Regions from separate parts of the Homo sapiens genome. Here region 2 is linked to region 1. The links are chromatin contacts, found by Hi-C or POLR2A ChIA-PET in ENCODE. All regions are on one chromosome and are shown on one strand. Each heading gives the region's core, a stretch centred on a gene start or an enhancer-like site at or near the end of the contact. The rest is flanking DNA. Distances are from core to core; before and after follow the strand shown.

Region 1 (3,058 bases), core at 363-2,862:
TATTCAATAATTATCCAACCACCAATTTCTATACTTCCTAGAATAAACAATGCTTCACAGAGGGCGTGGGAGTACATTGTCAGGCTATGATTTGAGGAACACCCATCTGAGGAGTACCCCTCCCAAAAGGATGTGCCCTACTCATTTCCTCACAATTCTAATGTGAGAATTCCTACAATTCTCACATTAGTGATCCTCTTTTGGATTATTTGCCATAGTATCAGTAGTCTCATCCTAAAATATACCCAAGGTACTTAGGGTTAATAAGAAGTTTGCATGCCGTTCCATCATTTCACTTATTAGGTCAGATTACTTGTTCATTCACTCAACAGATGTTTACTGAGAACCTACTCCGTGCCAGGCACTATGCTCGTTGCATTTATACAAACCAAGAACGGTGCAATGGCATCGGCTACTTGGAGGTGGGGGAAGGGTGAAGACTGCTCATAAAATGCAGCACTAGGAGCCTGATCAGAGAGGACACAGCATTGTGTTCCTGGTTAACCTAATGAGGGAGTGAAGGGAGAAAGCTATGGGTTTGGGGCAGAGAGAAATAATGTGAGCTCACTTTAGTTGGGCAAAGAGACATGTCTAAGGATATTGAGTAAGTAATAATATTCATAATTATGCGATCACTTAATATGTGCCTAATAGACTGTTAATATATTAGAGATTTTTTTATCTCGATGTCTTCCCTTACATGGCCAATATTGTGATGCTCATTCTTTTGATGAGAAAACTGAGGTTCAGAAAGGATGTGATTCACTCATGTCCAAGCAGCTGATGATTCCAGATTCAGGAATCAGGTCCAATTCTGCCTTCAGAGTATGAATTCCTTCCTCTTGGAAACATCGTCTTTCTGTGGGATTAAGTTAGTAAAACATCTTCTTCACCTGAAATTTAGCTGTTCTTAAAAATTGCTTAGATTTTCGTGAAATTGATTTTCTCTTTCTTGAAAAGAAAAAATATCGAAGGGGATCTCTCATCTTTACCAAAGGCTTATCATGGTTTTGCCCGCATCAGTTTTGTTTTCTGAGGAAAAACTGGGAAGACACACTAACAGATTACTCAACAAATGTTTGGTGAATGAATGGCTCCATAATTAAGCAGTTAAAAGTCACGCAACCCTTTATAACATGTAAAACACAAGAAGATGTCTCAATTCTTCCCCGAGAGTCATTTCCCATTAAATCCCAATTTTGCACTTGATGAACTGCAGGCCCTCCCAATATCAACAAAGATTAGGCAGTATTTCCTTGCCAGGCTGAGACTGTTCCTTGCTTGCTGTTGAGAAGCAAACTATAACAAATTGGGGCTGGACCAAATAAAGAACCCATAAATGAGTAACTTTGCTCAATGACCTTCTAGCTTTCTTGGCTTGGCACATCCCATGGAGAAATAAAACAAGGCAGAGAAGATGACCAAAGAGTTTCAGGAAGTTCTGTCTCCTTTCTTGGAATTTCTCAATGGGGTTATTTCCCATGGATGGCCTGTCTTTTAATTATACTTTGGCAGGCTCACAACTATGAAGTTATAGGGGTGGGTGGGCCTATAGCCAAATGCTGATCCCCTCAGCTGGCTTAATGAAAATTACCAGGACTTTGCCCACAACGGGCGAGGAACAAAAGGCCTAGGTCAGCTGCTTCGGGAGATGAGGCTGCTTCCAACTCCCCTGCATGTTTCCAGGACATGGCTGATGTAACTCAGTAGCAAGAGTTTGCTTAGTGTGAAAGTGATAGAAGAGAAAAGAGAAAACAGTTTTCCCAAACAAAAACTAGCGAAGACTGAAGAAGCCTCCAAATCATGGAGAAGGACCTTGTACTTTTCTGACCTGGTTGAAACATCATTTCCACTTCAACTCTGAAATGCAGCAGATAGGTCAAGGACTATCAAAAGATCCCACCTGTGAATTTCTACCAGTGACACATCATGGTGAACATGTCTTGGTTCTTGTTGGCCTAAAGATAGCAGGGGAAGAGAAGCCACCCAAGACACTTCCCTTACCTGCCTTCTGTCTGCATCTACATGGTCTCCAGTGATGGCTGAGTGTTCTTCTTATCTCTGATTCCCTCCAGACAGGCCCACTATGGCTTTCATCTGGTAATCTGGCTGCTGAGCTCCAGTATCACCACCCCCTCCTTTTGTCCTTGCAGTCCTAGGAGTGGTAGGTAGGTGCTTCCCGTTGTTGCTAATCTCAGAGTTGTCTCACCATCTCGTTTGGTTTCTCAGCTCCTCTATTTATCGTTTGTGTAAACAATTCTCTAAATCTACTCTGGTTCAACCCTTGAAGTGGTTTCTGTTTCCCGATTAGACCTTGACTGATACATATGTATTCTTCCCTTTATTGTAATCTTGCTACTCAGGAAGGCAAGACATCAAACACAATCACAATTCATCTAATTGAAAAGTCCATACTTTTCCTGCTCTATCTTGCTACTGACTGGACTACGGATTTGCATCAAGTGGACGAGAAACGGCAATGACACTTAGAGGGCTCTCAAAGCATATCTTTTGGACACATTAGTTTCTCTGGCATGTTGTGACATCCTAGGTTTCATGTGTCCTTGTAGCCAGCTTTTATCCAGGAAGGAGGTGATACCATCCAGGGATGAGGGAAGGTGGCTCCACCCACCTCTATGACCTGGAGCAATGGAAAAGTTTGGTAAAGTGTATGATACTTTATATATAAAAGTAACTTTAGAACACACGTTAATCAGGGCAATGTTGCAACAAATGTTAGAAACTGAATCAAATTAATTTAAACAAAAAAAATGTATTGACTTACATTATTGAAAAGCCCAGAGATAGCACAAACTTTCCACATGGGTGGGTCTGAGAGTTTAAACAATGCCTTCAGAAATCTGCCACATCTCTCTCCACCACTCTAATTTGCTCTCTTTTATGTTGGTGTCAATCTCAGACAAATGGGTACCCGTGATTGCAACAGCGCCTGCAGCAGCTCCAGGTTACCCTCAGTCTCAGAAGGACATCTTCTCTCTCCCTGGACCAATCACTGTATCTTTGGTGATTGGGATCACAGGCTCTGGGAGTTCAGCTT
Region 2 (3,058 bases), core at 358-2,857, 530 kb after region 1:
AGGTGACTTGTCAGCTCCAGTGAGTAACTTGGAACTGTCGCTCGGGGCAAGGTGTGTGTCTAGGAGAGAGCCGGCGGCTCACTCACGCTTTCCAGAGAGCGACCCGGGCCGACTTCAAAATACACACAGGGTCATTTATAGGGACTGGAGCCGCGCGCAGGACAACGTCTCCGAGACTGAGACATTTTCCAAACAGTGCTGACATTTTGTCGGGCCCCATAAAAAATGTAAACGCGAGGTGACGAACCCGGCGGGGAGGGTTCGTGTCTGGCTGTGTCTGCGTCCTGGCGGCGTGGGAGGTTATAGTTCCAGACCTGGCGGCTGCGGATCGCCGGGCCGGTACCCGCGAGGAGTGTAGGTACCCTCAGCCCGACCACCTCCCGCAATCATGGGGACACCGGCTTGGATGAGACACAGGCGTGGAAAACAGCCTTCGTGAAACTCCACAAACACGTGGAACTTGAAAAGACAACTACAGCCCCGCGTGTGCGCGAGAGACCTCACGTCACCCCATCAGTTCCCACTTCGCCAAAGTTTCCCTTCAGTGGGGACTCCAGAGTGGTGCGCCCCATGCCCGTGCGTCCTGTAACGTGCCCTGATTGTGTACCCCTCTGCCCGCTCTACTTGAAATGAAAACACAAAAACTGTTCCGAATTAGCGCAACTTTAAAGCCCCGTTATCTGTCTTCTACACTGGGCGCTCTTAGGCCACTGACAGAAACATGGTTTGAACCCTAATTGTTGCTATCAGTCTCAGTCAGCGCAGGTCTCTCAGTGACCTGTGACGCCGGGAGTTGAGGTGCGCGTATCCTTAAACCCGCGCGAACGCCACCGGCTCAGCGTAGAAAACTATTTGTAATCCCTAGTTTGCGTCTCTGAGCTTTAACTCCCCCACACTCTCAAGCGCCCGGTTTCTCCTCGTCTCTCGCCTGCGAGCAAAGTTCCTATGGCATCCACTTACCAGGTAACCGGGATTTCCACAACAAAGCCCGGCGTGCGGGTCCCTTCCCCCGGCCGGCCAGCGCGAGTGACAGCGGGCGGCCGGCGCTGGCGAGGAGTAACTTGGGGCTCCAGCCCTTCAGAGCGCTCCGCGGGCTGTGCCTCCTTCGGAAATGAAAACCCCCATCCAAACGGGGGGACGGAGCGCGGAAACCCGGCCCAAGTGCCGTGTGTGCGCGCGCGTCTGCGAGGGCAGCGGCGGCAGGGGGAGGAGGAGGCAGAGGCGGGGTGGCTGGACCCTCGGCATCAGCTCATTCTCCCCTGCTACACACATACACACACAAATAATGTTTCTAAAAAGTTCAGTTGCGACTTTGTGCCTCGCCTGTCCTGTTCATCCTCGTCCTGGGCCGGGGAATGCTTCTGGGGGCCGACCCCGGGATGCTGGCTAATTGCTGCCGGCGGGTTCCGTCGCCGGTGTGACCCTGGACGGCGCGGACGGCGTACAGGGGGTCCCGGGAGGGGCAGTGGCCGCGGCACTCGCCGCCGGTGCCCGTGCGCGCCGCGCTCTGGGCTGCCCGGGCGGCGCAGTGTGGACGCGGCTGCAGGGAGAGGGGAAGGGGGAAGAGGGAGGGAGGAAGGCAGCCGGGCGAGGAGTGTGGATGTGTGTGCGGCCGCGAGGGCCGGCCTGTAGCCAGCTGCTTCCTGAGTGTGAGCGCCGGAGGGGGAGGGGGAAGAGTGGGGGCGGGCTCGCGGGTCACTAGGCTGGCCAATTCGAAGGCCGAGCTTGTGTCTCCCTCTTGACGCATTCACACACACACACACACACACACACACACACACACACACTCCCCGTGCGCCAGAAGTCGAGGAACTCCAGAACAGGGTAACAGCAGGGAGACACTTCGCCTTCTTCCTGGCCTTATTTGTTAAACTGACTTATTTTAACATGAAAAAGTGTTAGTGTTTAGACAGGATTTGATGTCAGGTCATAAAAAAATAAACAAACAACCAAAAAAATCCGGTAGTAATACGGAGAGAATAACACAGTGAAAAATGGCAAAAGGGTTGCTTTGAAATATCGGATCGGATGCACATGACAGCTTCGAAACTGGATAGGTGAAGCACTAAGGAAGGCTTTGGCATCCTTTCCAAGTATAGGCAGGGAAGAGAGGAAGGTGATGGAAGTGTTAGAAGGGTATAAAATTCTGAACACAGGCTGTTAAGAATGGAGGTATATTCCCTGCGTATGTTACGTCTATAAAGTGGCACTTTATCCTTATGAATTCAACATCCTCAGCCTCATACCCCACCTAAGCTCTGACTCGCCACCGCTTCTGCTTGTGTTGACCAGAGCCCTCAAAAGGTTGTTACAAGAAAGTCTGCTCCTAGTAGTTCATCACATGTATTGCCACAGATGCAAGGACTTCCATCTTGGGAATCTAGGTATGTAATGCACACAATATCCTCCAGGTAGGCCTTTCTGCAGTTGACAGTATTATTCACCATCATGAATGAAATGAGTGAGGATGCCACCAGACACTTAGAATTTCACAAGTCCTTATATTCTATTCTACTGTTACCACTCCAATATAAATTAGCAATCAGGTAGTAGATGCTTTGATCAAGACAGAAGTCCTCAAGGACACAAATGACTTACCCCAGAAAGCCAAAACTAAAAGACTATTGGCAGTTTTCATTTATCTAATTTCAGTGGGAATACTACTAGGCTTGGTCTGTATCCATGATATTAACATAACCAAAAGAAGCCTGGTTTCCACAGTACTTTTTCTTTTCTTTTCCTTCACCTTGGGACACAAACTCATCAGAATATTTGTCAGCAGAAGTAGGGGATGAAAAATAGTAAGAGGTCAGGATATGTCATTCTGTCAGTTTTCCAGTTTCTCTCTGTTCATCTCTTTTAAATACAAGTATTCAAGCCCAAGATGGCAATAGATGGGCTCAACCACACGTAAGAAAAGAAAATACTCATAAAATGAAGCATGCAGCAACATCACAAAAACAAAGAAACCAAGTGGTGGAAATTGCCATGACTATTCCATTGTGGCTAGTTATTGCAACATGCCTGACATTCACATAAAAACTCTTCCTCATTAACT

Evidence for each region. Hi-C counts contacts between places; a loop is a spot of excess contacts on that map. ChIA-PET counts read pairs that join two places held with the same protein, here RNA polymerase II (POLR2A). Pooled maps may share reads with other maps.
Region 2: POLR2A ChIA-PET joins it to region 1 with 14 read pairs in BJ. The contact joins the promoter of GLIS3 here to the enhancer-like site in region 1. A Hi-C loop is called at or near these places in 1 of 50 pooled maps. POLR2A ChIA-PET finds 5 or more read pairs at or near these places in 3 of 52 experiments (BJ, GM12878 and PC-9).

The regions. Positions count from the first base shown.
Region 1 is chr9:3,767,684-3,770,741 of GRCh38, forward strand. No RefSeq gene overlaps it. Among named protein-coding and RNA genes, the nearest start is that of RFX3-DT, 100 kb to the left of the region's middle. Within about 2 kb of position 1,613, at least 2 of the 41 ENCODE cell types and tissues checked have a DNase peak (open chromatin) inside an H3K27ac peak, as active enhancers do.
Region 2 is chr9:4,298,461-4,301,518 of GRCh38, forward strand. GLIS3 (GLIS family zinc finger 3) reads right to left here and starts at 1,608. Exons shown (of 11, transcript NM_001042413.2): 1 at 961-1,608. GLIS3-AS2 (GLIS3 antisense RNA 2) reads left to right here and starts at 841. Exons shown (of 4, transcript NR_186824.1): 1 at 841-963.